2 separate regions of the Homo sapiens genome follow, and region 1 is linked to region 2. A link is a loop called in an ENCODE intact Hi-C map of the cell type or tissue named here. Cell type or tissue: dorsolateral prefrontal cortex. All regions are shown on one strand. Links, peaks and the distances in the headings refer to the core of each region. The heading gives the core; the rest is flanking DNA. Region 1 overlaps ARHGEF40 (Rho guanine nucleotide exchange factor 40). Region 2 holds the start of TRL-TAG2-1 (tRNA-Leu (anticodon TAG) 2-1).

The links. Hi-C counts contacts between places; a loop is a spot of excess contacts. Peaks named below come from ENCODE experiments on the same cell type or tissue, not always from the same donor. Only the 100,000 strongest peaks of a DNase experiment are listed, where the experiment ranks them.
Region 1: it touches region 2 in a loop (2.4-fold over the local background); 8 of 110 quality-filtered maps call a loop at or near these places.

Annotation. Positions count from the first base shown.
Region 1 is chr14:21,085,265-21,096,259 of GRCh38, reverse strand. It overlaps ARHGEF40 (Rho guanine nucleotide exchange factor 40), which reads right to left. Exons shown (of 24, transcript NM_018071.5): 19 at 10,394-10,571; 20 at 9,155-9,259; 21 at 8,797-8,940; 22 at 8,162-8,292; 23 at 7,384-7,430; 24 at 6,012-7,246. The coding sequence ends at 7,389. It overlaps ZNF219 (zinc finger protein 219), which reads left to right. Exons shown (of 5, transcript NM_016423.3): 2 at 2,586-2,674; 3 at 2,970-4,395; 4 at 4,718-4,849; 5 at 5,120-6,183. The coding sequence starts at 2,669. The coding sequence ends at 5,724. Among named protein-coding and RNA genes, the nearest start is that of ZNF219, 7.9 kb to the left of the region's middle. RefSeq lists silencers at 3,036-3,330, 3,477-3,686 and enhancers at 4,291-5,135, 5,136-5,981, 8,486-8,635, 8,388-8,930, 8,931-9,475 and 1 more. In dorsolateral prefrontal cortex, for the core only: CTCF peaks have their summits at 3,572 (motif pointing left) and 5,781 (motif pointing right); a DNase peak (open chromatin) is centred at 3,569; H3K4me3 peaks cover 865 bases; H3K27ac peaks cover 1,484 bases.
Region 2 is chr14:20,620,643-20,631,637 of GRCh38, reverse strand. It overlaps TRL-TAG2-1 (tRNA-Leu (anticodon TAG) 2-1), which reads right to left and starts at 6,268; the gene lies at 6,187-6,268. TRT-TGT4-1 (tRNA-Thr (anticodon TGT) 4-1) reads left to right here and starts at 406; the gene lies at 406-478. RefSeq lists enhancers at 4,988-5,728, 5,729-6,471, 8,221-8,360 and a silencer at 6,169-6,238. In dorsolateral prefrontal cortex, for the core only: no CTCF peak of the experiment used is centred there; a DNase peak (open chromatin) is centred at 6,227; H3K4me3 peaks cover 2,677 bases; H3K27ac peaks cover 432 bases; H3K27me3 peaks cover 5,000 bases.

The sequences.
Region 1 (10,995 bases), core at 3,381-8,380, 460 kb before region 2:
GGAAACTGCTATGTGCAAAGTGGTTTATTGTTGTTTTGTTTTGGGATAGGAAGCTTTGCCCTTTTCTGACTCTTCTTGCCTCAGATATGAGGCCAGCTTCCTAAGAGATTTTGCTTGCTATCCTACAGACAGTTTTAGGGGCCCTAGAATCTTCTCAGAATGAGAGTATGTGCCCATAGGTTAGTCAGCTATGACCATGCAGTATTCCCAGCCCCCCCGCCCCACGCCTCCACCATCTGCTTCCTCTGAATATACCAGATTGGCTGTACACCAGGATGTTCCGGGAATCCCCAGGAGAGCAACAGAATGTGATGGACCCAAATATGATGCCTCAGTAACTCATTCCAGGATGTACAAACTGTAACTGTCAGGATGCTCCTTATAGCTAATTAAAATTCTTCTAGTTACATCTATTTTCTATTAGCTCTTTCTATTTTCAGTGACATCTAAAAGGCCAAAATAATCCCTCTGGTACCACTGGGTTTTTTTCTATGGTTTTCAGATAGGAACGAAAAAAAAATGCTCTAGCTTTTCTGTGTTGTATCTGCGATGCTAAAATGGCAAACAGCCCCTCTAGCACCTCATAGCTCTATCTATGGTACTGAGGTGGCCCAAGTGGCTTCTGTGGTAGCCCACTGCACTCTCCATGGTACTGAAGGGATGACCATTTGTTTTAACATCTCTCTGGGGTCCAAAAGAGTCCTGTGACTTAGAATCACAAACTTTTTTCGAGCAGGAAGGGACTAACACTATAAATTAGTCCAATCCCCTTATTTTACTGATGAGTAAACTGGGAGGTTAAGTGATTTAGTAAAGGTTGTAGGGTTATCAATGTTCAGACTAGGCCTACAATAGCCTTGTACCCTTCAGTCCTATTCTAATTCACCTTTTGTGACACTATTCAGTAAGCCTGGCTAGGCTCTTAGTCCCAGGAAAGGATCCAGAGGATGAGAGTGGGTGCCCTAATTTGAAGCTACAGAAATACACATATTAAGTGGTAGTGGAGGTCGTCTAGTGACCCTTGGACAAGGACACTTTGTTAATTAATCATCTGCTAATAATAATCCTATAGCCCAGATTCCACATGTAACAGGTACCTGCCCCTTCATGGAGTTTTACCACATCCACTAAATGTCAAAAATTAAAGAAGCCTTGGACCTCCAGAGCCTTTTCTCTCTGCTGACAGGCAGGTTGACTCCTGGCACAGTTCTTTTCTATTAAAGATCCTTAGGCAAAGTAATGCTTGCATCTTTTTCTTTCTCAGTAACCCATTTCAGTTTTGTGATGCCTATTGTAAGGAAGTTCTTTATATCTCAAATATCCTTTCTTAGACAAAAAAAAAAAAAAAAAAAGGTTAGACCCACATTCATTTAGCCTTGACCAGATACTATTCTATATGAGGCAGAAAGGTAGACTAGATGACTTCTGGTCATCCTCCCAGGTCTGTTTCCATGAATCTTGATTCTGGGGTTTCTTCTAAGTCCTCATGCTAAACTCCTCTGCAGCTTAGGATCAGCACCCGCCCCCCCCCCCAACCCCTATCCTCTTCCTCTCAATGATCTTCTCCTTCCCCAGCACTGGAGCTCTGCAAGTCCCAGGCCTAGGGAATTTTAGCCTGGAGAATTTTAACCCTTTCCTGCTCAGAGCATGTGCTGAGTCCCTATCTGTGCAGATGGCCCAGCCCCGCCCCCCGTCCCTCACTCCAGCCTCTTGAGCTCAGAGCCAGTGTAATCCTCCTCTTGTGTGAGGGAGCCTCTCCCCTGCAGAGAGGAGGAAAGCCTGCCTCGGAACAGCCCTGGACAAAGGGGCTCAGATGCCCCATCATACTGCAGGCTCCAAGGTTTGAAACAAGGGGATGAATCCTATACGGTATTTGCAGTTTTTAGCCCCTTCCCCAGGCTAGCTGTGCCCCTTAACTTCCACTCCTCCCCCAACTCTCTCTTCATTCCCTCTCCCTCTGGCTCCCTCCCCCTTCATGCCCCTCCCCCTCTGTCTGTCTTCAGACTCTGCTGCTGGGAGGTGTTTCTCTCCCATGCATGAATGAGTCTCTGTAATGAATGGAAATGAATGGATCAGGAATCCAGGCGGAGGGAGGGAGAATGAGGGGGGAAAGACAGAAAGACAGGGTAAGGGCAGAAGGAAGCACTGTGGAACCTGGAAGGATGTTTGGCTGGCTGCTCAGTTAGGGATCTCAGAGCAACTGGTCCCACTTGGATAAATGGGGAGCATGGCAAGCCCACCTCATTTGCTCACCACACTGCATAGCCCAACCTACATGGGAGAGGGGCATATTGTGATGGTCTTCCCCACCGCCAGGGGGTGGGGTGGTAGCTGTGGTTGTTCTGGACCATGCATTTAAAATATAGAATTTGGGGAAGAAATCTGGATTATCTGGGAGGCTTGTAGGCTTGGCAAGTCAAGAGGTACAGTTTTTGAGTATAGCAGCCCCTTCGTGCCTCAAGAAGCAAGTAGGGAGAATGGATTGGTTTTGGGAATACAGAATGCTGAGAGTCTGGGGGTAGGGAGTGACTTTACTGCTGAAAACTAGGGCTCATCTTTTCCTCCAAATCTGTCTCTTGCTTTAGCTCCACAGCACCTGTTGCCTTCATTAGCAGCTTTTCCTCCTCTTCCCTGCACTTCCCAGAACCAAAGAATGTGAAGGGGGTCCATGGAGGTGAGTGAAGCTCTGGCTTCAACCTACAAGTACCTACAACTGTATACTCCCTCTCCTGCCTACCTCTCTCTCTCTTTGACCTCCCATTATTAGAAGTTAACTCCTTGGCCCTGACATCTCGATTCCCATACACCTCCCCCCACCCCATCTTCCCGAGGTGAGTAGCACCCTGTGTTCCTAGTTCAGGCCCCAGCCCACCTTCCCTCGTGTTGTCCTTCTGGCCCTCGAGGCGACGCCCTTGCTTCCTTTACAGCTCTACCTTCACCCTTTGCTCTACGCAGATCTTTCTCCACAGGGCTCACGTCCCCGCGCCCCGAGCGGCCACTTAGCGCCGTCGCCGCCGGCTTTCGACGGCGAGCTGGATCTGCAGCGATACTCCAACGGGCCAGCCGTGAGCGCAGGGTCGCTCGGGATGGGAGCGGTGAGCTGGTCTGAGAGTCGTGCAGGCGAACGGCGCTTCCCCTGCCCTGTATGCGGGAAGCGCTTCCGCTTCAACTCTATCCTTGCTTTGCACCTGCGGGCGCACCCAGGAGCCCAGGCCTTCCAGTGCCCTCACTGCGGCCACCGCGCGGCGCAGCGGGCTCTGCTGCGCTCGCACCTGCGCACACACCAGCCCGAGCGCCCACGTAGTCCTGCTGCACGCCTGTTGCTGGAGTTGGAAGAGCGCGCGCTACTACGCGAGGCCCGACTGGGGAGAGCCCGAAGCTCAGGGGGCATGCAGGCCACCCCTGCCACTGAGGGTCTGGCGCGGCCCCAGGCTCCTTCATCGTCCGCCTTCCGTTGCCCCTACTGCAAAGGCAAGTTTCGCACCTCGGCGGAGCGCGAACGCCACCTGCACATCCTGCATAGGCCCTGGAAGTGCGGCCTGTGCAGTTTCGGCTCCAGCCAGGAGGAGGAGCTGCTGCACCACAGCCTGACGGCCCACGGGGCTCCCGAGCGTCCCCTGGCGGCCACCTCCGCTGCGCCTCCGCCTCAGCCTCAGCCTCAGCCTCCACCCCAGCCCGAACCCAGATCAGTCCCCCAGCCGGAGCCGGAGCCGGAGCCCGAACGTGAGGCAACCCCGACCCCAGCTCCTGCCGCTCCCGAGGAGCCCCCAGCGCCTCCGGAGTTCCGCTGCCAAGTGTGCGGCCAGAGCTTTACACAGTCTTGGTTTCTCAAGGGCCACATGCGTAAGCACAAGGCCTCCTTCGATCATGCGTGTCCGGTGTGCGGCCGCTGCTTCAAGGAGCCCTGGTTCCTTAAGAACCACATGAAGGTGCACGCCAGCAAGCTGGGCCCACTGCGTGCCCCGGGGCCTGCCTCCGGGCCTGCCCGCGCCCCCCAGCCTCCTGACCTCGGCCTGCTGGCCTATGAGCCGTTGGGCCCAGCGCTCCTCTTGGCCCCGGCTCCCACCCCGGCCGAGCGCCGTGAGCCCCCGAGCCTCTTGGGCTACCTGAGCCTGCGAGCTGGCGAGGGCCGGCCCAACGGCGAGGGTGCTGAGCCCGGTCCCGGCCGCAGCTTCGGAGGCTTCCGCCCGCTGTCCTCTGCTCTCCCGGCCCGGGCTCGCCGGCACCGTGCGGAGGAGCCTGAGGAAGAAGAGGAGGTGGTGGAGGCCGAGGAGGAAACCTGGGCCCGGGGCAGGTCGCTGGGCTCTCTGGCTTCCCTGCACCCGCGCCCGGGTGAGGGACCGGGGCACTCTGCCTCTGCTGCTGGGGCCCAGGCAAGATCGACCGCCACGCAGGGTATGTAGGTACCCTCCGCTCTCCGGGTACGCCGCGTCCTCCTCTGACTCTTACGCCGCCACTCCCTCGTAGCTTCCTTGTTAAAAGAACTTACGTTTAATTTCTCCTGAGTTTTTTTGTTTTGTTTTGTTTTGTTTTCCTGGAGGCTTTGCCATCATTTGAGAACACTTAACTCTTTAGTCACAACAAATCTAACCCCTCAGACTTTGTTTCCTCCTGGACCCCGAGGGGAAGCAGCCCTATGGGATGGGTGTGGGGTGGGTGCGCGGCACCTGGACAGGGTGTGGGCCCCCCTGACTTCCTCTTAACGTATGTGTTGCAGAAGAGAATGGGCTGTTGGTTGGAGGGACCCGGCCTGAAGGGGGCCGGGGCGCCACCGGCAAGGATTGTCCTTTCTGCGGAAAATCTTTCCGCTCAGCACATCACCTCAAAGTGCATCTGCGAGTGCACACAGGTGAGGGAGGCAGCCTCCGGCGTGGAGAGGGGACTGGGGGCGGGCAGAAAGGTGAGGGCTACCGAAACACTAGGAGGTGAAGTTTGTTCCGAAGCCTTCAGTTTGGCTGGATGAGATCACTTGGGAAACGCTCCTTTATTAAATCAAAGTGGGTGGGAGACGCAGTGCCCTTTCTTGGTTCTGAGAATGAGGTCTGTAAATTGGGCGAAATTCGGGTGGGTGCGTGCAGTCATCGTGACCCCGTGACCCTATCGCACCCACTCTCCCCAGGCGAGCGGCCCTACAAGTGTCCGCACTGCGACTACGCGGGCACCCAGTCCGGCTCGCTCAAGTATCACCTACAGCGCCACCACCGGGAGCAGAGGAGCGGGGCCGGCCCCGGGCCACCCCCGGAGCCACCGCCTCCTTCCCAGCGGGGTTCGGCCCCGCAATCTGGAGCCAAGCCGTCTCCGCAGCCTGCGACCTGGGTGGAGGGCGCCTCAAGTCCCCGGCCTCCTTCTAGCGGTGCTGGGCCGGGGTCCCGTCGGAAGCCCGCCAGCCCTGGGAGGACCCTGCGCAACGGGCGAGGCGGTGAGGCCGAACCCCTGGACCTGTCCTTGCGGGCAGGGCCGGGAGGCGAGGCCGGGCCTGGGGGTGCCCTCCACCGCTGCCTCTTCTGCCCGTTCGCCACTGGAGCCCCAGAGCTCATGGCCTTGCACCTTCAAGTGCACCACAGCCGCCGGGCTAGGGGCCGCCGGCCACCCCAGGCTGACGCGTCCCCGCCCTATGCCCGAGTACCATCAGGAGAGACCCCTCCCAGTCCTTCGCAGGAAGGGGAGGAGGGCTCCGGGCTGTCCAGACCCGGAGAGGCAGGGCTGGGGGGGCAAGAACGGTAGTGGGCCCTCAGGGGCGATTAGCTTAGTGAGCTTACCCCGCCGGAGCGGGGGAGCGCTAGAGGTAGTTGGGTAGAGAAGCCAGCAGGGGGCAGCGTGGGACCCATATCCCAGCCCCAGGCGGACCAGAGGTGGAAGGCGCGGCGGGCGTAGGAGGGTGGGCTGGCGGTACCCACCCAGCCCAAGGGAGTCACAGTGCCTTAGAAGTGGCAGAGGTGAGGGTCAAAGAACGGGGTCCCTGGGCTGGCAGAGAAGGTTTGTGTCCCTGTTGAGGAGCCACTCTGCCAGTCTTTGCTGGTCCATAGGCGTGAGAGTTTATTTTTGTACAAGGGGTGAGGGTGGGGGGCACTGTACCCTTCTAGCCCCATCAGGGGCCCTGTAGACGTCGCTATTTTTGGTACGATTCCTGTCATCCCTATTGCAGAGTCGTGTCCCCAATAAACAGGTGTCTTGAGGCACAGGGCCCTGTGTCTGTCTGCCTACCTATGTCCTGCTTCCCTCTTTGGGTCCTTCTGTCAGGAAATAGTCACCTCTTCAGACACTTAGTTATCACCCAAAGAGTTTGATAAGAAATGCAGAATATTGGGTTTTACCCCCAGGTTTCGATGCAGTAGCTCTGATGGGGCCCAAGAATTAGCATTTAACAAACAGCCAAGCAAGTTCTCACGCACTGTGGCCTGAGGACCTCATTTTGAGAACTGCTGGACTGTGCTGGATCCCAGTTTGTCTGTGACCAGTTCAGCCTCAAGGAGTAGGTGCAGTGTGGGAGAAGGAGCTTCAGAGAGTGTGTGGAACCTCTGGGAGCCACTGTGGAGGAGACACATTCTCCCAGGCTCATACACAGTCAGCTAGCTCTGGGCCTGGGAGGGGTAGAGGGGACCTTCCAGTCTTGGTTTTATTTTCTGTGTTCTAGTTAAGGGCTGGTTGAGGGAAAGTGCTCAAGTTATTTATCACCTTAATCCAGAGGACTACTCTAGCTCCTTAGAGGCAAAGTGTGAGTAAATACATTTAATATAACAATAGTATTATAATAACAGTAATTACATATATAAAGTCTACGGTTCCCCTGTCACACCCTCCTATTGTTTGCATAGCTTCATTGCTTGTGACACCTCAGAATGGAGTCACCAGGGACTCCAGTTGACCTGGCAGAGATGATTCTTCTCAGGGAAAGTCAGGGGGTGAGAAAAGAGGAGAACATGGGCTGCCAGGGAGGGCTGGCATGGGAGTGATGTCCTGGATACAGTGGCCCAGGATGGGAAAGCACCGGAAGAGGGATAACTTCCCCACCTCCAGGGTATGAAGGCAAGCAATGTGGCTGCTCTGACTCCTGCAGGAGAAGGCACCAAGCTAGGGAGACTAGAGATAGTGGTGGCAGGGCAATACTCTGGTCGTTAGACCTCCTCTGTGTCCAGGAAGCAGAGGGAAGAAATTCAGCGATCGCCCAGGGCTCCATTATGCCCCACTGCCATCCCAGCCCAAAGTGTGCTGAGAGGAGAAGCTGCACGCAAGTTCTGGATCTTCTCTAGAAGCCAGGAGAGAAGAGGGAGATGAGTTGGGAGAGGGAAGAAGCTGACTCCCAAGTAGCCGGGGACAGGAAGGAAGGTACATGCAAGATGGTAGGAGTGCTGGATGTGGTAGAAATTGGGGATGCTGACTCACCCAGGTCACAGAGGCGTGGTGGGGTCACTCAGGGCTCGAGCATGACTCTGGGGGGAGAGAAGCTACAGTGAATTTAGGGACATATTTCTTGTCTTTCTCTCTCTTTTCCTCCATTCCTCCCCACAAGCCTGTCAATTCACCTCTCTTTCCTACCCAAAATCCTTGAATTTTGCTATTTACTTTTATTTTTTTAGAGACAGGTGCTCACTGTTGCCCAGGTTGGAGTGCAGTGGCACAAACATGGCTCACTGAAGTCTCAACCTCCTGGGCTCAAGAGATCCTCCTGCTTCAGCCTCTCGAGTAGCTGGGACTATAGGTGCGCACCCCTCAAAAGTCCGGCTAATTTAATTTTTTTTTTTTTGTAGAGATGGAGTCTCACTATGTTGCCCAGGCTGGTCTTGAATTCCTGGGCTCAAGTGATCCTCCCACCTCAGCCTCTGAAAGTCTGGGATTACAGGTATGAGCCACCTTACCTGGCCTGAGTTTTGCCATTTTAACCCAAGTCCAAGCCAGGCCATTGGCATTCTCCCCTTTCCATCCACCCCAGCACTATACTCCTTATTTAAGATTCCTTTTAACCTATGACCTTGATGCCTCTTAGCCAGGTCCCGGGGAGAGGAGAAAGGTAGACAAGATAATAAATCCAGACTGTAGCCTCAGCTGGGAGCACAAGTTCACAGTTTTCCCCCAACCCCCCTGGGGTTGAATGATCAGAAAAGCCCATCCAGAAAGCAGCCAAAGAGATCACATTGTTCCCAGCCTCGTTGTAGGAACTTACCTGTCGGGATAGCCCTAAGATCCCTCGACTGGCCAGGGTGGGAGTGCTGCTCCCAGGGTGGGGGGGTTGCAGGCTGGGGCTGTTTCTTGGTCCTGGGGACACATCTCCAGAAGAGTCAAGTGTTTCTGGGGCTGAAGGGGAAGCTAGGGTGAGAGCAGAGTACAGAATCCCTCCAGATTACCTTAAGCAACCAAGCTGCTCCATCAGGGAAGAAAAAGCTCCATAGCAACAGGAAGCTGTGAGTCACCATAGCGATCCAGTTGCAAGGGAACCCCCTACCAAGAGGCAGGAAATTGTCAGCAGCATCATTAGAGCAACCAGGGAAGAAGCGACAGGAAACTATAAGGATTGCCGTGGTGAACCAGGAGGGTACAACAGGAAGCTGAGGCAGTTTCCATAGAAACCCAAGAAGAGCTAGAGAGAGAGGTACAGAGGAAGTGCTTCTTAGCAACAGGCTGTTGTAAGCATCACCCTAGCAACCAGATGGAAGGCTCTTTTAGCGGTGGGGAAGCTGTACATAGTTGTCATGGCAACTGGGCTTCTTGGCTAGAAAAAGGAATTGCTCAGCAGCAAGCAGCCTGAACATCACCACCATGACCGAGCTGTTGGGAGCCACCCCTTGAGAGGTGCCTCACCCAGGGAAATTTGCTTGACGTCCAGATCCCAGGCCTCCTCCTCGACGCGGGCAGGCAGGGAGCAGGCTCCCGGCGAAAGGCCGGGAAGGGAGGGGCCGGCATGCTCAAAGGATGACACGGCCACGGAGGCCCGGGTGCGGGCGGCTGCAGAGAGTGGGGAGTGGGGGGTGGGGTGCTGGTGTGGGAAAGCCCTCTTGGCTCCCTGGAATGACCCTCAGTCTCACAGAGGGCCTCCCAGCCAGTCCCACTGATTTGGGGACGAGATGCCTTTCCTGACTTTCCACCATACCTCCCCTTTGTATCCTCATTGTCAAGGTCTTCACTCCTGGGGGCCACCCCCCAGCACCCTGGCCCTCACCTCTTCCAGTGAGCAGGGCACTCAGCGTCCGCTCCCCAAGGGCTTTGATGTCCAGGAAGGGTTTATTCCCAATGCCCATGGACACCATCTGCTGCACTCGGAGCTCTGGGGAATAGGGACACTTGTTACCAACTTCTTCCTGCCCTTCTCTCTAGCCCTAGCATGTCATGGTTGATTTTTTTCTTTTTTTTTTTTTTTCGTTCCTTCCCAATCCTCATTCCTCCCTTTCATTCCTCTGATGTCTCTTTTTACTCCTTCTGTTGACTATCACAACATGGATGGCAATGATGGTGTGACTTCCTCCTCAGATATCTGGCTCTTCTCTCCAATATGTTGCATCCTGGCTGTTTGGCATCCCAGCTGCCTAATTTCTACTCTGCATCTTGGGCATTAAGAGCACATACACACACAAAAAACAAACCCTCACATTTTTACATACCTTTACAGTTTACAAGATGCTTCCATATATTTGACCTTACCTAATCATCCCTATTACACTAAGATGAAGACATTAGTATTTCATTTTTCAGATGAGCAGAATGAAGTTCAGAAAATTAAAACCAAGGTAAAGCCCAGCAAAAAAACAAAAATAAAAATAAAACTAACAAACAAAAAACTAGTCCAGGTCACACAGCAAGTAGCAGCAGTTCTTAAATCCAAGCGAGCAGTTTCTCACCTTTTTTCCCAGCCATTTGCTTTATTAAAAAATTTGAAAAAAAAAAATCCTTTAAAGACAGAGTCTTGCTCTGTCACTCAGGCTCAAGTACAGTGGCACCACCATAGCTCACTGTAGCCTTGAACGTTTGGGCTCAAGCGATCCTCCTACCTCACCCCTCAAATAGCTAGGACTATAGGTGCGTACTACCATGCCCAGTTAATTTTAAAATTTTTTGTGGAAACGGGGTCTCACTATGTGCCCAGGCTGGTCTTGAACACCTGGCCTCAAACAATCCTCCCACTTTGGCCTCCCAAAATGCGCTGGGATTACAGGCATGAGCCACTGCACCTGGCCCCTACTTGCTCTTGCTTCCCGGAAATTTGCCAGCTTTCTCTTTCTTTTTGGTATATCTTAGGCTCATTTCTACTTCAGTAATCTCTCAAGCCAAATCTTGAATCTTATTATAAGCCATTCTTTCTTCATCCTATAAACTGTTTTCCCAAGCAGTTCGCACACTCTCCAGAAAACTTCCTGCTATAACCCTGACTCCAAGCACCCCCTTCCTCAGCTCTGCCCAGTACCCTTGTTGTGGGCTGCCTGTCTCCACAGCAGCTGGGCAATAGAACTTGTCCACTTGAGTTTGATCTCTGGTGAGGTTGCCTGCAGAGTGTATGCCTCTCGTGCACGCCGCCGCCGAAACCACAACTCAAAGCAGAGTCCGCTGTCCCCGATGTTTTCTGTCAGCCCCATATCAGCAGTCTGAGGAAGAGCAGAGGGCAGCGGGTGAAGACAGAGTGAGTCCTGGCTGGGTGGCGCCACATGGCAAGCACTGGGCTTCGCCTGGCATCTGATAGATGTTCAGTAAACGTTTGCTCAACACCTATCACGTGCCAAGTGCTCTACGTTTAGTCTTCGTAACAAACATAATTTACAGAAGGGGAAATGAGGCCAGAAACATGAAGCAACTTCCACAAAGGCTTCTCACAGCTTATTAGAGCCGGAATTGGATCCAGGCCTTTTCCTCTATGCTATACTCTATGCTTACCCTCTGTGCAGGGGGTACAAAGTCTAGAAACCCTTAGAATCCATTCCACACTGCCTGATCCAGGACCATAGGTTGCTATAAATGCTTATCTGGATATCAAGGCTGTTTCCCTAAAGCAAGGCCTCCCTCTTCTTGGAT
Region 2 (10,995 bases), core at 3,417-8,416:
TCGTTTTTGATGAGCAAGCAAGCTGAAAACTCATCTCTTTTAAAGAACGTAAGTCATTTGTCTATCGAAACACATACTTTTAATTTTTGTAATAAAAACAGAGCCACTTTCAAAAGACAATAATTCAACTGTCTCCAAAGAAGCAAATAATCCAGAACTTAAAAGTTGGAATAAATAATCATCACTTTTTATTAAATAATTTTGTTATTCCCCATTTTACCCTTACAGTGACTTGCATTCCAGTCCGAGCCTGGTCAAGAAAATGTTTCTTTCTTATACGTAAGAGGCACGTCCTTCAAAAATTCCTTTTAATTTATTTCTTAAACTTTATTTAGACTTAAACACTATTTACCTAGGATTTTAGCTGCATAATAGATTGATTGTTAAATGTTTGCTCTCTGTGGCGGCTCCATAGCTCAGGGGTTAGAGCACTGGTCTTGTAAACCAGGGGTCGCGAGTTCAAATCTCGCTGGGGCCTCGGCTGTAGGAATACTTTTCCCAAGCAAAAGAGCAGGAGCTTTTTAGCCTTTTCAACGCTGAAACAAACTAGTGAAGAAAGGAAGCATTTTATGATCTTTCCATGAAAGCCAGATCCTGGATTTGAGACGAAAAAGTACAGCGTCGGGATCCTATGAACGATACTGGGAAAATAGGTGTTTGTACGCTGCAGTAAGCGAGGAAGAAACTAGACTGTTCACGTCTCTGGGAGAAAAATGTTACACTTGGTCCATACCTCTGTGTTTGTGGGGAACAGATCTAATCTAATCTGCTGATAGCCATGACTCCCGGAGTCCTGCGCACTTCTCCACTTGTAGCCTGCCTGGTGGTCCCTTCCTGCGCTCCTGGGGCGAAAACTGGCTCGCAGATTACTCTGAGGGCAGCCTAGTTCAGAAGCTATGCAGATTCACCCCAAGCCGGTGGCTTCTGCTCTGTTTCCATTCTCACTACCTCCGACTCAGATCTCACTTCCTACTGCCTCAAGGCTGCTCCCGGGACTCAGTTAACTATAGACCTGGCTCTCTGGAACTTCTTGAACAGTAATCTGAGCCCAAATGCAAAGAAGTCAGGAGTCTCACCAGCCGCTACTCAATGCACAAAAATCTACGCTAACGAATGTCACAGACACTTTCCGATAGCTCACCTGGTAGAGCGGAGGACTCTAAGAATTTCCAACTACGGCCATCCTTAAGGTGGCCGGTTCGATTCTCTCTGTGTTTTCATGCTTCAGTCTACTCAGCCAACGAAAGGTTTTATTAATGTATCCTCCTAATCCAAAGACTGTGAAGCAGTAATTTGAATTATATTTTCAGGCAACAAAAGAACATTTAATGCGTCCTCTGTGATTCTGCAGCAGGTGTGATTCTGCAGTAGATGTGATTCTGTTTACTCACAAGGTGTTAATTAAAGACGTTCTTTTTAGATTTGAATCCATCTCCTAATCTGTAAGACTAGTTAACGTTGAGTGGATAATGGATAACATCCCTCAACTTCACCCCCAAACCCTACACTTTTTCATTTCCGTGAATAATTCATACTGGACAATTCAGGGTTCAAGGAGAAATACTTTAGAAAGGCCTGCCCCTCAAAAGGATCTAAACAAACGATACCGAGAATAAGCAAAAGGTCAAGTATGCATATGGAAAATGTTCCTTCCTTAATAAGAAATCAAATTGGAAACTATTTATTAATATCTAATACTGATAAGAACATTCTTGTAGAATGTCATGGCTTTCTGGAGGACAGTTGGGCATTATAAATCAAGAACTCTAAAAAGACATTGTATTTTATCAAGCATTCTATTTCTACTTTTAGAAATTTATTATTCGAAAATGAAAAAGGATATATGCCAAAATCTGTTTATCTGTGGGTGATTGATATTCTTTATACTTTTATGTATTTTTCAAAATGTGCCACTTGTATACATTACATAAAAAAACAGTTTTTTACTTTATAAAATAAAGTTTAAAAATACCCAGTGCCATTATGGTAGACAATTTTTGCGGTTTCTTACAAAACCAAATACATGTTTCTCATACAATAAGCAATCACACTCATAGGTACTTACCCAAATGAGTTGAACATATGTCCACACAGTACCCTTCACGTTAATGTTTATAGCAGCTTTATGTATAATTGCCAAAACTTGGAAGCAACAAATATATCCTTTAACAGGGGAATAGACAAACTGTGCTATATCCAGACAATGGAATATTAATCAGCCCTTAGAAGATATGTTATCAAGACATAAAAAGACATGGAATTAAATTTAAAGGCATATTACTAAGTAAAAGAAGCCAATCTGAAATGCCCATATACTGTATGATTTCAACTATATGACATTCTGGAAAAGGCAAAACAATGTAGACAGTAAAAGCATCAGCGGTTTCCAGGAGTTAGGTGAGAGGGATGAACATGTGGACCACAGAAGACTTTTAGGGCAGTGAAACTACTTTGTATGGTGTTACAATAGTGTATATATGTCATGATTATGATGCATTTGTTCAAACTCATAGAATGTACAGTACCAAGAGTGAATCTTGATTTAAACTACAGACTTTGTTTAATAATGGTGTATCAATGTTAGTTGTAACAAATGTACCATACTGGTGCAGGATGTCCTTGATGAGGGAGGCTGTGGGGACAGAGAGCAGAATGTAGGAACTCTCTGTACTTTCCACCCAATTTTGCTGTAAACTTAAAACTGCTCTTGGATGTAAAATCTATTAACTTTTTAAAAAACTTGGTGACTTAAGTAATTCACAGTTTAGTTGAAGTAACAGAATAGATAATGCTGTGTTGATATATTGATACTGCCATAAACGTTTACAAAACGATATAGGACCACATTTAAGACAATGAAAAGGAGTGATCAGAATGGTGAGGAGAAACTAACTGAAGAGAGCTTCCTGAAGTTGAATTTTGAGCTAGAATTTGACAGAAATATTGACGCATGCTTAAGTGAGTTAAGGGAGCTTTCCGATATGTGTGTGTGGAGACAGATGTGTTGGGGGAAATGCCAGTCAGAGTGCCGGAGAGGAGTAGGGGTAGGTGATGTGGCAGGGGTGGTAGAGTAGAGCTGGAGGAGCGGCTGGTACTGTCAAGAGGAACAAGAGGAGGGGACAGAAGGAAGGATAGAGGTTCAGGATCATTTTGGTGGTGCAGAAGTGATGCAGGCAGAAAAAAGGCAGGGATGGTGAGTGGCATGAGTGAGGGGAGATAGAAACAAGTCGGCATCCTTCCATCAACAGGAGAGGGAATTAACTGAAAACTAAGGGACAGTGAAAAGAGCAAAACAATATAAACAAAAACGTTCCGAGGTGGTGCTGTTGAGAGTCTGGGGAATGCTAGTGTCCTTGGTGGATGTAGAGAATGCTGGAATGTGGAAAATCCTGGCCTGACTGGGGAGGAGGAGTGGGAGAAAGAATGGAGGAAGTTTCAGTTCATTTTGTTTCAATGGAAATGATGGCCTCTATGCAGCTGAAAACATCGAGCTAGGTAGATCAGGTTTCTGGGAGTCACTAGAGGGAGATGAACAGAAAAACAAAAATTAACCCAGTCTCAAGATAATGCACAGAATTACGTTTCAGGAAGAAGGGAAAACAAACCGTCAGCCTGAAATAATCAAAAGGGTAAGACTAATTTAAAGAGAGTTTACTCAAGCCAAAACTGTGAGGATGAGCCACATGGAAAAACCAGCTCCAAAGGAATAGGGTCAGCATTCCGAAGTAGGAAAGTTGAGGTTTCATTTGTATAGGCAGAGACAGAGGAGTTTTTAGCAGGATTACAACATTATTCATTATTCATACACAGTTCATACAAGGTTGGCACATAGTTACAGCCATTTGATTGGTTACAGGCAGTGTTTCTTTTTGGCAAGGGTGCATTTAACATTTTTTGCAGAGGGCATAATAATCATGGGTTTTCTGTTATCTGGTCTAAGCAAACAAAGCAGGACAAGACAAGGGAAATTCATCTGTAACGAGGGTCATTAATTAAGAAGACTGTAGGTTTTTGTTCTTGATGTCGTTTAATTCTCTCTGGTACACACAGAACAAGAAAAATAAGAAAGTACATTAATCTATGATCTGAGAACAGAAGTTGTAACCATATGTGACTCAGACGGCATTCACATCTCTCTGAAGGCTTAGAGCATTGTGGCGGTGGGTGGGTGGGGGGGTTCCAACAACTTTTAAATTTGATTTATTTTCATAAAACAGAATTGGAAGACAGAACAATTGCCTTGTGGAAAAAGGAAGAACAATGATATGGAAATTATGCAAACAGGGAATTTTATAAAAGTGCCAGGAAGGTCCAATTTATCCACAGATATAGAGATATTTTCCCCCAACTAGGCACTGGGAGCAAAACATGCCTTGTCTCTCGATTTCCGAGAGAAACAAAACAAAAGGCTTCTTTTGTGAAGATCTTGCGGGCCCAAGATATTTCTTGGTGATAGGTATGTGAAAAGGAAGGGGACTGGTCTGGAGGAGTCATCAAAGTGAAATGGAAGATGTTATGGGAGTGCCCGAAAGAGGATTTTGAATGAGGAGGGAGGAAGATATAAAAAGGAGGGCAGAGTCAAAAAGTGGCATGAGGCTGGGTGCCCAGGAGTTCCAGATCACCCTGGGCGACATAGACAGACCATTATCAGCTCCCCCGCCCCTCCCCACTCCCTCCCAACCCTTCGGCTCTACCAAAACAAACAAACAAACAAACAAACAAGCAAACAGCCGGGCGTGGGCGTGATAGTGCAGAAGTGTGATCCCAGCTCCTTGGGAGACAGGCGGGAGGATCGCTTGAGCCCGGGAGATGGAGGCTGCAATGAGTAGTGATCGCACCACTGCACTCCAGCCTGGGTGGCATGACACTTGGTTCTTGCACAGAGTCGCAGTTCTCTGCTCAGTTTCTTTCTTTCATTCCTCATGTCACGGCAGTGAAATCTCTCCCCGAGGAAACTGTCCGGCCAAATCCATGAGCACTTCTGTAGGTGACGGGCTGTAGTGGCTGAAAAACGCAGTAGGACAACCATTCTGAGACGATACCACTAAATAGGCCCTGAGTGTACCCCCTCTGATTTTCCACAGTGGGTTAGTTTCTACGCGAATATTGTAGCTGGGTAGTTCAGAAACCTGAACAGTCGCCACCACCGTGACCTGATTCACTGGGAAGGGGCAGGAGGGTGACTAAACCCACGTTTACAGACGCCCCCTGGGCCCAATGAATGGAGTTAGTCAAGAATCCGCTTTGAAGTGTTTTTGAATCACCAACTCAAAATAACTGTTTACTTGTCTTCTCCCCATTCCCCATGAGGTAACGATGCCTGAATGAGAACATGAACCTTGCTGAGTTTATTTTTTAGACGGAGTCTTACTCTGTCGCCAGGACTAGGGTGCAGTGGCGCGATCTTGGCTCACTGCAACCTCCGCCTCCCGGGTTCAAGCGATTCCCCTGCCTCAGCCTCCCGAGTAGCTGGGAGTACAGGTCCGTCCGCGCCACCACCCCCGGCTTTGGTATTTTTTTTTTTTACTAAGGACGGGGTTTCACCATGTTGGTCAGAATGGTCTCGATCTCCTGACCTCTTGATCCGCCCGCCTCGGCCTCCCAAAGTGCTGGGATTACAGGCGTGAGCCACTGCGCCCGGCCGCTGAGTTTTTGCTTTCTGCATCCATCCGTCCGTCCATCTGTCCATGCATCCATCCATCATGTTCAATTACAAAAGTAACGTGATTAGAACCAAAACAGGGTCTAGGCAGGATATTTCGCGAGCACAGAGCTGCAACTCCTAAAGCAGTGCCGGCCGCGGGCTGATGGGACCAATGGGAAAGTTTCTGCAAAAACTTCCTGACCACCTTATGCTTAAACTAGGTAATGACAATGATTCAATGTGAGCGTGTATTTTAGATGAGAACTGAGCTTTCCTGATTGCGGGAACCCAAATGGTGCAGTGCAAAAACTGGGGTCCAGAGAGTCAGTACAACGGATAAAGTAGGAGACCGCGAGCGAGAAGGCCTCCCTGCCTAACCGAAAGAAATGCCAATTGGAAATCAGGATTTTAATTACGAATGCAGAATTCAGAGGAACTGATGCTGTGTAATCCGGGAGAATCCTGGGAAAGGAAGATTTAATTATTTTACTAGTTAGAAAGTGTTAGTACTTCAGGATCCTTGTTGTGCTAAAACGTACCACTGGCAGTGGTGGGATTCGAACCCACGCCCCCGAAGAGACTGGAGCCTAAATCCAGCGCCTTAGACCGCTCGGCCACACTACCACACACGTTATAGGAGTTTGCAATTACCTTCTTCATTCTGTCAGCATTTTGCCCCAGCGTACAAGTGCAAAATTCTGAATTTTCTTCGCGGAAGCAGGGTTCCGGATAGCATTTTCATTCATCCTTAGGGATCTAAGCAAACTCAAGGAGAGGAGGAATTACTGAATTCTCACTCGCCCTGGGAAGTGGGCTAGCAGGTAATGGAAGATTATTAGCGTCAATGTCTTTGGAAGACCTTTATCTTTTCTTTAACCTAGGCAATAAAACACGGAGACTTTAAAAATCCTACTGGTGATTTGAAAGTTATTCGAGAAGACTGAAGAATAAGAACTCCTTGCTGTTGGATCGTGGTTCTGTGGGTACAAATATTGCTTAGAGTGCCATGGGGTCGAAGTTCACGTCACTTATTAGGCGCCCTTTCGTTCACAGACCTGTAAGCCTGTCACCGCGTTCAAAGGAAACTCGATGGCCGCTCCCTCCTGCAGTTTGAGCAAGGAGAGGTTGGGTTGGGCAATTGCCGGGTTTCTTGTTGAGGAAGAAGGCCGCTCTGCACGCTCGGGTAGACCGACGCCTACGCCCATGGCAGTAGCACGGCTCCCCAGAGGGAGGTCACATTCCAAGGGCATCCCCAGCGCAGAAAGGGTGGTCCCGGGCTTCCCTGGAGCCCTGGTGCTGCTCATTCTTTTTCTTTTCTTTTCTTTTTTTCTTTTCTTTTCTTTTCTTTCTTTCCTTTCTCTCTCTCTCTCTTTTCTTTCTTTCTCTCCTTCCTTCCCTCTTTCCTCTCTCTCTCTCTCTGTCTCTCTCCCTCCCTTTCGGCAGTATGGCTATTTTCATGATGTTGATTCTTCCTATCCATGAACATGGACTGTTTTCCGTTTGTTTGTGTCCTTTCTGATTTCCTTGAACAGTGGTTTGTAGTTCTCTTTGAAGTGGTCCTTCACTTCCCTTGTTAGCTGTATTGCTAGGTATTTTATTCCCTTTGAAGCAATTGTGAATGGGAGTTCATTCCTAATTTGGCTCTCTACTTGCCTGCTGTTTTTTGTTTGTTTGTTTGTTTTGTTTTGTTTTTTGACGGCGTCTCTGTCGCCCAGGCTGGATAGGCAACACCCATGGCAGTGGTGCCATCTCGACTCACTGCAACCTCCGCCTCCAGGGTTCAAGCGATTCTCCTGCCTCAGCCTCCTGAATAGCTGGGAATACAGGCGTCCACCACCACGCCCGCCCGGCTAATTTTTTGTATTTTTAATAGATATGGGTTTTCACCATGTTGGCCAGGCTGGTCTCGAACTGCTGATCTCAGGTGATCCACCCGCCTCAGCCCCACAAAGTGCTGGGATTACAGGCGTGAGCCGCCCCACCCGGCAGCTTGTCAGCTTTCTTAAGCTTTTGGGCTGAGATGAGGCGGTTTTCTCGATACAGGATCATGTCATCTGCAAACAGGAAGAGTTTGACTTCCTCTCTTCCTATTTGAATGCCCTGTATTTCTTTCTCTTGCTTTATTGCCCTGGTCAGAACTTCCAATACTATGTTAATACGTGTGGTGAGAGAGGGCATCCGTGTTTCGTGCCGGTTTTCAAGGGGAATGCTTCCAGCTTTTGCCCATTCAGTATGATGTTGGTTGTGGGTTTGTCACACATGGCTTTTATTATTTTGAGGTATGTTCCTTTAAAACTTAGATTATTGAGGGTTTTTAACATGAAGGGATGTTGAATTTTACAGAAAGCCTTTTCTGCATCTATTTCATGTGTTGTAACATTTCTTTCTAAAGGAGCAGAGGGAAAGCTAGAAAACGGTTTCAGAGGTGATACTTGGGGTCTCCCGCACCCAAAGTGGGAATCACTGACCTGCGAACAACCCCACTCGGCGCAAAGCCCTGGATTATGTATTATTTATATTCTTTGCTGCTGTTCCCACTTGGCTGTTTTCTTGGTCTGTGGATCCAGAAATTCTCCTGGGAGCCTAATTAAAGTTGCCTAATTTTAAGTGCTCTCTCTGTCCCCCATCTCAATCACTCAAAAAAACCACAACCCTTTCTCGCCTCTCCTGGCTCTAGGCCTCTGAGGTCTCTCCCCAAGCCCTGGTGGCCCAGCGGGTCAGGTTGAGGGCGAATAGAGAGGAAAAAAGCGTTCTTCCCTGGGTCTCCGCGGGGGCGAAGGTCCTGCGAGTTCACGGTCACCGCTGCCAGGAGTTGGGGGAGGCGAGCAGAAAGGAAGTTCTTAAAAAGCAGCTTTAAAATAGGGCTCAGGGAGCACCGCATAAACGTAGAACCCAGGCAGGGAAGCGGGGGCGGCATAGGAAAGGGCAGGGACGTTCGGAGGTCGGAGGCAGGCTCTCCTCCCGCGCCCCCCCGCAACTCTAGTCCGGGCTCCCCGCGGTGCCTCCCAAACTCACCCCGTGTTACATCCCCCTCTTCACGCCTCGTCACCCTCTGGCGCCAGCACCCTCCTCACCAACCTCCAGCTCACCGGCAATCTAAGCTCACTGGGTACCCACCGTTGGCCCTGACCAGGTCTCTTTCTCCCTAGAAGGAGGAAGTCAGCACCCAAGGCCAGCAGGCAGCATCTCGTAGGTTTTGAATCCAGCAGGATGGTCAAAGATATGGCCTCCTACGCATCACTTAAGACGGAGAGATTAAAATACCCGTCGCCAGCCCCTTTGGCTGAATGTATGACTACTAAGAAATTTCACGTTGTGTTTTCAAGCTTTGGAGGAAGCCTTAGGGGAAAAGGAGTGTGAGCTTACTGCCTCCATCAGTACACGCAAGTCTTTGCCAGGGTCAGAAGTGGAAAGACTAATGTTCTTCTTAAGCTGGAGAGAATCCTAGGAATCCTGTGCCACCATCTCAGTGTGCAGGCCGGGGAAGCATCAGCTTGAAAGAAAAAAAGAAAGATCCTGGGGCTCTTTACGACTTGAAAGAGCTGTGCAGGGTGAATGGGAGGGGAGATAACAAATATTTAAAATATCTGTTGAGCTATTATACCTAGAATTGAGCCAATAAGAGACTTAGGGCACATGAATGGGTCTCATATTGAAACTTTTGATGAGCTCTCCAGATGAGATTTTACAGTCACATTTATGTCTCTGTGTTTCAGTGCTAGTCTGATAAACATACCTGCTATGGTTTGAATATGGTTAATTTGTCCCCACTAGAACTCATGTCGAAATTTGATTTCCAATGTGTCAGTGTTGGGAGATGGGGCCTAGTGGGAGGTGTTTGGATCACAGTAGTAAATTCCTTATGAATGTCTTGGTGCCCTTCTCTCTGTAGTGTGTGAGTTCTGGCTCTGGTGAGATTGGATTACTTCCTTTGGGAATGGATTAGTTCCCTGGGAGAGTGGGTTGTTATACAGCCAAGAGGCCCTCACTTTTTTTTTTCTTTTTTTCTCTTTGTATGTGTCTGCTTCCCCTTTGACCTTCTCTGCCTTGTTTTGACCTAGTGTAGTGGCCCTCCCCAGAAGCCTGGCTGATGCTGGTAACATGCTTCTCCTACTTCCCAGGCTGCAGAACTGTGAGCTAAATAAACCTCTTTCTTTCTAAATTACTCAGCCTCATGTATTCTATTACAGCAACACAAAACGAACGAAGACAATACTCATTTGGCCAGGTGTGGTGGCTCACGCCTGTAATCTCGGCATTTTGGGAGACTGAAGCAGGCACATTGCTTGAGGTCAGGAATTCGAGACCAGCCTGGACAACATGTCAAAACCCCGTCTCTACTAAAAATACAAAAATTAGCCGGGCATGGTGGCATGTGCCTGTAATCCCAGCTACTCAGGAGGCTGAGGCAGGAGAATCGCTTGAACCCAGGAGATGGAGGTTGCAGTGAGCCGAGATCGCACCACTGCACTCCAGCCTGGGCAACAGAGATTCCATTTAAAAACAAAAACAAAAACAAATAAACAAAAAAAATCATAATACTCATTTAAATAACCCATAGTTTCTCTATGTGTTGACTTTTTTTTTTTAAATATGAAGATTCTCAAGTGATGGAAGTGGCCTGAGCTCATTTTGATCTGTTTTAGTGCCAGATCAGGCAATAAAAGGAAGCAGTCAACAGGAAAGAACCTATCATCACAGCAGAGCCCTCTTTGATCCTGGAATGCTGCAGGTTCAAATTCCTCAAACTGACAGGCGTCAGAGCACTTTCTTATCAAGAAAGTACCACACTCTCCTGTTCCTGGCTGAAGTTCCTTTGCTAACAAGTGGGCATAGCTTCTCCTATTCAATTTCCTATTCAGTGTTGCTGGAGTACCTATTTCCCACCTTGTGCTCACAGGATCCTTCAGTAGGGAGGGAGGAAACTTGGCCTGTTCCTTTCAAGAAGTGGATCACATGTTGGATTGCACAGCTCAAACAGTAAGTGCCCTGAGACCCATAAGCCAGGTGTCTTGGCTTTCCTAGTAGAATGCCAAATTTGCTGCATACTTGATTGCCCAATATCTAAAGCAAATAGATAACCACCCTTTTGGAAAGATGCCTGATACAAATACATGCAATGTGTTCGTCTGGCTGGCACATGTCTATTCCTTCAGTCTTCAGCACAGAATGCTGATATTCTAGGCTCTAGCATTCTGTAATATTGTCGGAGAGTTTAACCTTGAATTTCTTGCTATCCATACCTTGTTAATAGTTCAGATGATGAAAATTTATAGATAAGCAAGAGATTTACTTTAAGGCCTTAATATGCAAAGTGTGATTGGGGACCAGCAGCATCAGCATCTTTTGGT